Linked DNA regions of Homo sapiens: region 2 is linked to region 1. Evidence: chromatin contacts called from ENCODE Hi-C data. All regions are on one chromosome and are shown on one strand. Each heading gives the region's core, a stretch centred on a gene start or an enhancer-like site at or near the end of the contact. The rest is flanking DNA. Distances are from core to core; before and after follow the strand shown. Region 1 holds the start of CPSF4L (cleavage and polyadenylation specific factor 4 like). Region 2 holds the start of LINC02092 (long intergenic non-protein coding RNA 2092).

What was found. A loop is a pair of places that touch in the nucleus more often than their neighbours do.
Region 2: a map of HCT116 shows a loop between it and region 1 (4-fold over the local background). The contact joins the promoter of LINC02092 here to the promoter of CPSF4L in region 1. A Hi-C loop is called at or near these places in 1 of 168 maps with a recorded cell type or tissue (HCT116).

Annotation. Positions count from the first base shown.
Region 1 is chr17:73,259,032-73,263,728 of GRCh38, forward strand. CPSF4L (cleavage and polyadenylation specific factor 4 like) reads right to left here and starts at 2,849. Exons shown (of 6, transcript NM_001129885.1): 1 at 2,685-2,849; 2 at 1,902-1,952. The coding sequence starts at 2,787.
Region 2 is chr17:73,783,914-73,788,472 of GRCh38, forward strand. It overlaps LINC02092 (long intergenic non-protein coding RNA 2092), which reads left to right and starts at 2,909. Exons shown (of 7, transcript NR_040020.1): 1 at 2,909-3,901. The region is part of intron 2 of LINC00469 (long intergenic non-protein coding RNA 469); the gene reads right to left.

The DNA of each region.
Region 1 (4,697 bases), core at 1,599-4,098:
AAGTTTCTTTAATTTATTTATTTATTTGAGACAGGATCTTAGTCTGTTGCCCAGGCTGGAGTGCAATGGCAAAGTCATGGCTTACTGTAGCCTCAACCTCCTAGACTCAGGAGTTCTCCCATCTCAGCCTCCCGAGTAGCTGGGACTACAGGCATGCACCACCACACTGAGCTAATTTTTTTATTTTTTGTAGAGACAGGGCTTTGCCATGTCATCCAGGCTGGCAGTTCCTGAGTTTCTAAGCAGGTCCAGCCTCATGCCTGGCCAGTTCTCTGACATAATTTGGGGGCTAGGGGAGGTGTTCTTTCCATTTTTCCTTTTTTAAAAAAAAAAAATTATGTTTTGTAGAGATGGGGTCTCGCTATGTTGCCCAGGCTGGTCTTGAGCGATTCTCCAGCCTCTGCCTCTCAAAGTGCTGGAATTACAAGTGTGAGCCTACTCCCCCGGCCAAGGTGCTCTTTTTAAATACCCCTAACCTCCACCCCTGGCTATTGACTTGCTTGGTTCTGACCTTCCACCATAATAGCTTTCTTTCTTTGCAGAAGGGTGTTGCTAGGAACCACTGCTCTAGGGACTGGTTGGGCTGAGCTGAGGAGATGCCACTCAGTCCACATTGAGCCTGCAGGGTCCTGGGTGCACAAGGCCTTGGGCGACCAGTGATCCCATTTCCCTTCTCCCTGTATGGTCTAGGGCTGGCCCCAAGACAAACAAGGCAGGTGGGCGAACATGGCCCCAGGTCCTCCTTTCCTGGTCCCCTCCAGCCCCCCAGCTTCCAGGGACAGACTCATTTGGATCAGAAAACATGTCCTAAACTCTCACACCAGTGAGATTTCTTAACCTAAATGTATAGGCAAGCGGGAGGAAGACAGGGAAACCCTAAAACTGGAAGCCAGTTTTTTTTGGCAATTGTATATTTCTGTTGAAAGAGCCTCTACATGAGCCATGAGCCAGAAGAAAAGTTGAAAACTCTTATATTTGAATCAGGCCTTCCCAGAATGGCTGCATTTGGGGAGAGGGGCCTAGGAAGACAGTATTGACCCAAAGTCAGGGCAGGAGAGAAGTGGAGGATGCTTTTTGATAGCATTTCAAAGATGGTGGCAGGTGCTACCTCAGGGCATAGGGAATGGATGAGACAATTGACCAGTTTACAAACTGAGTCAGAGCAGGGGACTGGGGGAGAAGGATGCCTCTCTTCTAGCTGGGAGGAAATCAAGAAAAACATTAAGAAGCTGGAGCCTCCTGGGAATGCACAGGCCAAAGCTCAGACACACGCCCATCCCAGCAAGGCAGAAAGAAAAAAATACCCCTTTCCAGGCAGCCTGGTTACCCTGATGCGAACTGCAAACTATGAAGACTGCTGCTGAGGCGGGAAAATCTTAGGGGAGGGGCAGGCTGCTCGGTGGATCCAACCACTTATCCTTTGTCTACCTGTAAGTCTAAAATTCTGCTCCATGGCCGGGCATGGTGGCTCACGCCTGTAATCCCAGCACTTTGGGAGGCCCAGGCAGGTGGATCACCTGAGGTGAGGAGTTTGAGACCCGCCTGGCCAACATGACAAAACTCCATCTCTACTAAAAATGCAAAAATTAGCCGGGCTTGGTGGCATGCACCTGTAGTTCCAGTTACTCGGGAGGCTGAGGAAGGAGAATCGCTTGAACCCAGGAGGCAGAGGTTGCAGTGAGTTGAGATCACGCCAGATCACTCTAGCCTGGGCAACAGAGCGAGATTCCATCTAAAAATAAATAAATAAAATAAAAATAAAATTCCGTTCCATCCCAATTTTCCCTCCCCAGGTGCAAATTCGACACCCTATCCCAGGCCAGGCAGAGCCCCTGCTGGGTGTAGCTCAGACAGACCCTACACTCACCCAGCTTGGGGCCCAGGCCTGTCTGCTAACTCACCTTTCTCACAGAGCCCTTTAGTGAAGAAGTTGCACACAGCTGAGGCCGACTCTGGAAGGAGAAGAGGGAACGGAGAAGGTAGCTTCCCCAGAGGCTGCAGCTGTTCCGGAAGCCTCCACCTCCATCGGCATGTCCCACCTAGACCTCCCCCAGGCTCTGGCCTATGGGATCCCAAATCTGGGCCCTGTAGAGGTTAACCTGCAGAGCCAGCCAGCAGACCTCAACCCTTAACCCCCCAACTCTGAAACAGAGGAGCTCGAGGGGCTCAAGCCTGGCCCAGGAGCTCGGGAGGCCAGTGTGGCTTCTCTCAATTCACCGTCTCTCTGTGCCTCTCTTTCTCAGTCTGGAAAATGGGTTGCCCCGAAGCCACAGAAGAGAGAGACAGAGAAGGGGCGGTCGCATCAGGGAGTTGAGCAGAGAGGCCTGTAGAGAAGGAAGGGGGAGGGAGGCTGGGCGTGGTGGCTCATGCCTGTAATCCCAGCACTTTGGGAGGCCAAGGCGGGCGGATCACGAGGTCAGGAGATTGAGACCATCCTGGCTAACATGGTGAAACCCGGTCTCTACTAAAAATACAAAAAATCAGCTGGGCGTGGTGGCGGGCGCCTGTAGTCCCAGCTCCTCGGGAGGCTGAGGCAGGAGAATGGCGTGAACCCAGGAGGCAGAGCTTGCAATGAGCCGAGATTGTGCCACTACACTCCAGCCTGGGCTACAGAGCGAGACTCCGTCTCAAAGAAAAAAAAACAGAGAAGGTAGGGGAGGGAAAGTGGCCCCACCCTCACTCACTGTCCATGCCCTGGAAAGGCAGGAGCCCAGTGCCCTTCTGCATCTCGACATCCTTCTCGAAGGCAAAGGTGAACCGCTCTAGCCCCGCAATGACCTCTTGCATCTTCCGTCTCCTGCTGGGGCTGCGGAAGCTGCTGGAACCCAGGCAGGTGGGCCCAATATAGCTCATCAGAGGCCCTTAAGGGGCCAGCGCCCAATGCCTCCCCCTTCACCCCAGGGTGCCAGTGGCCAGGTGACTGCAGGGGACGCTCCAGCCTGGGCTGTACAGGAGCAGGGCCCAGCTGCCTCACCCGGCCCACCCAGTGCAGGGGCAGACACCCCAGGGCCCCTCACCCCCACACTGTGTACACAAGGCTCACTCGGATAGGGAGGGATTCGCAGAGCCCCACAAACTGCTTATCTTTGCATGTTACCGAACACAAACGTGGCGTGCACACAGACATTACCAAACCTGGGCTCATACTTTGTCCATGAAGACACAGCCACAGGTTAGCAAAGAGTTGCACAAACCAACCGCAGCAAGGCTGTTATTCTGCCAGAGCTGGGGGTGGTGGGGGTTTGCAGAGGGAGGGAGCCGTCCCACCTCCCCGCTTCTTCCCATGAGGGAAGGGGTCTCCCTCTGGGGCCCCTGACACCCCTTTTCTGGCCTGAGTGACAAGCCCCGAGTGAGCTCTTCGTGGGAGACAGGGAAAAAGGAATGAAGAGGAGAGGAACTGAAACAGTTGGATGAATGGCGCTTTGTTTACCTCGCACACAATCGCCAGCTTGGCGGGAGGGCGGAACCGACCAAGGCCAGGGCGGCCTCCCAGCCAGGATTCCACAGGGCCACCCAGTGCCACCCCACCCCTGAGAAAGTGCTTTATAAATGAAATCTCTATGCAAATGTTGTTTTATTATTATTACACCACCCCTGCCTGCAGGGCTGGGGACATCTGACAATGCTTTCAAAGGAGCATGTTAGGGCTCTAATTAGACCAGGTTCCCCCTCCCCCTGCTCTGGCCCCAAACTGGCCTTGCCTCTAACTAGAGCTGCTGTTCTCAGTCACATTGGCTTTTAATGCCCATAGAACCAGAACCCATACGCCCTCCTTTCTGGGTGCCCAAACCCAGCAGGGAGAGGTGGGCAGCCCCGCAGGCTCTCAGCTGGGCCAACATGAACTAGCCTGCTGGCTGTTGTTCCCCGTGGCTGTTGCTCCTAGATCTGTTCTTTTGAACTCCAGATCAGAAAAGAAAATAGCTGGAGAGATAGACACCTGGAGCCGAGGTGGGACTGGGAGGAGCAGGGACGAGATCCAAGAGTTTCCAGAAGCTCAGGCCTCTGACTGCATCCTGGGAGAGGCAGAGGGACCCAGCTCCAGGGCTAGAGGGTGGGGCCAAGGGGGTCCCTGGGGTAGAAACCCTGGCTTCTCTTGGCCTTAGTTGTATGCGTTGATTAGTAGTCCCAAGAATGCATTCATCTGTCAACACAGGCTCATTAAAGGCTCACAGAAGCCTGGCAGCGCAGGCAGGACTGATGAGGGAATCAAAGCCCAGGGAGGCCAAGACCACATGGTTTGGGAGGCGCTATGGATGGGGTTCACATCTAGGTCTCTTGATGACTTCCTTCCCTAAACATCCCTGAGCATCTCTGCACTAGGGCCACGTCCCTATCCTCAGAGATGGCCCCATCAAGGAGGGGACATTAGCCATTCACACAATAATGCGATGGAGGCATGAGGGGCCCAGCAGGGCAGGAAGGGGTAGCAGGCAGAGCTCTCTCAATGGAGAGTCATGATGATGGGGAGAGAATGTTCTGGAAGAAGGCCAGCAGTATGAAGGTTGGGGCATGGAGCAATGTGAAGGCTGAGGAGGCGCTCAAGGGTTTGGTTTGGCAGAAGCGGGGGTAAAGAGGTGGAATGGGGGCAATGAGGCTTAAGAGCTGAGAAGGGACCCAACTCTGGGGGGCCTGCTGGGGCCAGCTTTGGGGGGAAGTGATCGTGAAGGCAGCAGAGCCACCACAGGGCTCTGAGAACT
Region 2 (4,559 bases), core at 1,659-4,158, 520 kb after region 1:
TGAGACCCCCACCCCAGCGGAATGAGCTGGGCTGTCTCTCCACCTCTCCTCCATTCCCTGCACTTTCTCCCACAGCCTGGAAAACAGGTGCTGCCCATTAACAGGGGAACAGCGCCAATCAGGAGGAAACACTCCGCATTAAGCCCTTGACACATGCCACAATTTTGACAAATAAGACACAAAAGCAGGAGGTGCCAGGAGCCCCAGAGTTCAGGCCTAGCTGCTGGCATGAAAGAAGGAGGTCAGGAGTGGAGGCTTTGGCTGAGAGGAGCTGGGCACGGGGAAGGGGAGCTGGGAGGGGGCCCACCAGGTGCCACTCCTCACAGCCTTTCATCTGCCTGGGAGCCCGGAGATAGACGCTGCATGAGCCAGGCCTGAGCCAGCAGAACTGTTGGCCTGGAGAGAGGATGCAGAGCGCTGGCGAACCCCAACCTTACCGCCACTTCTTAACCTCACTGCAGGGTTCCAAGACTCTCCCCAGCCCAAATGCAAAGAGCCTCCAGGATGCTGATTTGCATGTGATTTGCATGCTGGATCTGAGGTCCCCGCGTCTCCTCCCTTCCCCTGTCTCCAGTTCCTTTCTCTGCAGGGTTGAGCTCCAGCAGGTTGACAACTAACCTGGGAGAAAGGAGTGGCTTCCTTTCCTATGCTGGGGACTTGTGACCCCCCATGTACAGTACAGCGAGGCTGAGGGAGCAGAGGGAAGAGGTGACAGGACCACAGCTCTACCGGGTGGCTCCTTCAGGGGATTTCAGTGCCTATGAGGAAGGATACTCAGCTGTCCCCTGGCGATCTGGTTAAAATGCAGATTCCAGCTCCTCAGGTCTGGAGTAAGACCCAGATCCAGCATTTCTAACAAGATCCCAAATGATGCTGCCTCCCAGGCTACACTTGAGTAGCAAGGGTGTAGGGCTGTGGGCATGTGGGAATCCCCTGGGGGCCTTCCACACTGACACTGGGTTCCACCCCAGAGATTCCGATATAATGGTCCAGGCTTGGGCACCAGGAGATTCTAACATGCGACTTGAGCTCCACTGTGGGACACCTGTACCCGTGTGTAGAACAAAGTGATTGTAATGACGCTGACCTCCTGTGAGGAGAAGAAGAGATGGAAAACTCATTAGAGGATAAACACCGGCCGTTCATTCAGCCGTTAGAGAACTAGACCACCAAAGGAGATGCCGCTTGCTCCTCGCACTCCACACACGCTCCAGGTCATTTACCAGAGAGCAGGAACAGGCCACTGGACTGTCAGTTCCAGGAGGAAGGGTCAACGATGGCTTTGTTCATGGATACACCTAGTGCCCAGCATCTGCAACATGGTAGGGGTGGGACGGGGGGATGATGGACAGGGGGCACCGCAGGAACGGATGCTGGCCAGTGATGGGGAGAGCACTGCATCCTCATCTCCAGCCTGCCATACTTCCCATCAGGAGGGGATCTTTTCTGTGACTCCAGAATGGATTTGGGAGGACTTATTCCTTGTGAAAAACATTGTCACACCCTCGTTAATCAAGCTTTCTTCCTTGGCAGAGAGGATGGAGAGGAAGAGGAAACTTTCATTCCACAGAAGGGCATCTGCCAATTTCCCACTTGGGGACGAGATTGAAATAGCTTTTTCAGATCCTCCAGTTAAGCTGACACATGTGGACCCTTCAATCCTCCACTGGGTTCCCTCCCAGGAGCAGTTATCTCGGCTCCAGCAGAACGGCTCTATCTCACCGCAGCCTGCCAGCTGTCTCGCTTCACAACAGAGAGAAGCTGGGGCCCCAAAGACAGTTCTGGTGCAAATAGCGTCGGAGAAGCAGACGCTGGAGCACTGGCGAGGGGAGGGAAGGGCGGCCAGGTCAGCTGGGCCACCCTTCATTCACATGGTCAGCCAGTGCCTAGGAGCTGTGAGGTCTTGGGGGGGGCCACGTGGAGCTGCAGCCGGATAACAGGGCCAGGGCTGAGAGTGATCTGAAGATGACAGAGCTAAAAAAGCATCACTTTAAGGTGAGGAAGGTAAATGCCACTTCTGGGCCGGCACCGTTCCCCAGGCTGGGAATGAGATAATGAATTATTACCCAAGGAAATGAAACCGCTAATAAAATCAAAAGCAAAGCTAGGGGAGGTTAAACTCCATTTTTAAAAAGGCGCTGGTGATTTATAGAGTGCCCTCTCTCCTTGCCTCCTAGGGCGCCAGCGGCTCCCCCTGTCCCTCCCCCTCTTCCCCACCTGCTGGCCCCTGACCCTCTGGACATACAGATCCTGGCCTCTCTGCCAGCTCTCCCCAGCCTCTGGCTGTTCTTTTTTCTCCATCCCCCTAGTGAGCCACTCCCACCCTCAATGGGAATTTAAAGGCTTGATTTGTGCTGAAATTTGGGCCAATTGATTTCAGGAGCTCAGTCCCCAAGGAATGGCTACCAGGAAATCCGTTTTCCTTAGGAATCCATTCCGACCTTTGAGCCAGCAAATTACAAGTAGAACCAGCCCCCGAATGGCAATCAGGTTTTGGAGGCTGGCGCTGGGCGGGTGTGGTTCATGCAGTGAGTGACTAATTGATAGGGCCTTCGAGCGGGAACCTGGCCCTCTCCTGATTCAGGGAAGCTCACTGGCTACATTTTCCTTCTCGCTGTGTCTGCTCTAATCCCTAGCAAGCTCCATTCCTGAAACCCTGGCCCCCTCGGTCTTGGCTCCCCTCCTTCCCTGCCTGAAGCCATCAAGCCCCTGCTGTCTGACCTCACTGCCCGTTTCCGTGGCGACGGCCCTGTGATGTCACTGGTGGTGGCCTGTGAGCCTTCAGGTGGGTAGGATGACAGCAGCAGGTGCCCAGGAGGAGGGGAGGAACAAAGATCTTGTTTTTGTGCCATCATCCCTGATACATAATGAAAACCCAGGGTAGGGGTGGGGTGGGAATGGAGTGGGGAGATCTGACTCTGCAGCCATCCCTCACCACTCCTGCTTGGACATCGCCAGGCTCAGCTAGAGAAGGCAGAAAAAGTTCCTCCAACTCCTTCCCCAGGCACCTATGCAGGCTCCACACTCCTGCCTGAACAGCTATGATTTTAAAAGCCATCGAGTCATGAAGAGAAGTGTGCCAGTGTGTGCTGGACTCAGTTTCCCCTGTGCACCATTTTCCCCAGTCAGCCCTGCACCTTCCAAGAACTATGACCCGAAGGCACACCCTAGTCAGCTCAGGCCCCACATTCCTGCAAAAATAAGGCTCCAGGGCTCCCTCATCGCAGCATGGGTTCTGCAGGAAGCCCCAGTGCCAAGTGGCTTTCAAAACTAGCCTCAGCTAGCAACGTGGCGGCTATTTCAGCGACCGACAAAAGCAGCTCCCCCAGCCTCCCTTGGTGTTTGTGGTCCCTTTTGTTCCAGCCAGGCACCATGAGGAAAATGCAGCAACCGTTTGGAAACAAAGGCTCGGGCAGGCTCTCTCCAGTCTGAAAAGCCCACTTTCACTTGAGTTTCAGGTAATTTGCTGTGCAGCCTGAATTCGTTAGACAAATTAGGCTCACTTGGACTTCAGGTGGCTCAATTACCTGGGTGATTTGCATGTTTATGAGTGAAGGGGACTGCACAGTAGCAGAAAGCAAATTTGAAATCCTGACTTTGGGGGCCCTGGAGCCCCTTTGCTGCACCTTTACTTTCCCTACCAGAAAGGAGGAAGGACAGAGTAGCTCCCCAGCAAGCAGATCAGCGGATGTCACATAACCACAGGGCAGTCATCAGGGAGCACGACCCCTCCCCAGGGCCACGCAGGCCTTAGTTTCTCCTTCTGGATCTGCCAGCAAAACAAAGGTAACTGCCTAAGAACAGCTTCCAAAGATGGAAGAAGAAAGTGAGAAAATCTATATTATTGATCGTTCATACCTAAGGAAAAGAGGCAAGAGGATTCCCATAGCCCAGCTGGGAGGTGAAGAGTTAATCCTATAATCTAGTCTGCCAGGGAGCAAGGCAAGGACTGGAGCTATTTTCAACCCGAAGTGTGCATGCAGAATGCTTGATGCCTGGGGGGAGGAGCTGGAAAGCCTGAGACCATTTGAAAGCATTAATTGAGTACCCAGGGTATATAGACCCTATTCTCAGGCCATGCTGGAATTCCAAAGGACAAGGGGGCTGTCTCCTGTCTTCTATTAGAGCATGGACCACCTTCCCCCACTTTCAATTTCTTCTCTGTGCCCACTCCCCCTCCCCAGGCCACAGCTCCTTCCTGGGCTCCGTGAAGTACCTACAGATGCCTGATGACCTTTTTAGAGTTGGCCCAATTACTCAACTGAAACAGCTTAAGCATTGCAAATTCACACACGCAGACTCTGCTAGTTGTCTGAGTAAGAGCTAGAGCGCTGGGCCCTGGCTGTATATTGGACTCACCTGGAGAATGTTTTAAATGATTGGAACCTGAGTCCCACCCCCAGAGAGTATGATTTAATTGGTATTGGATGCAGTGGCATTTTTTAAAAGCTCCTCTGGTGATTTAAACATGCCACAAAGCCTGAGAGCCCCTGAGCTGGAGGATTTGGGATTTTTGAATTGTTTAATGATGAGTCGTTGGGCTGAAATTGATCAAGTGT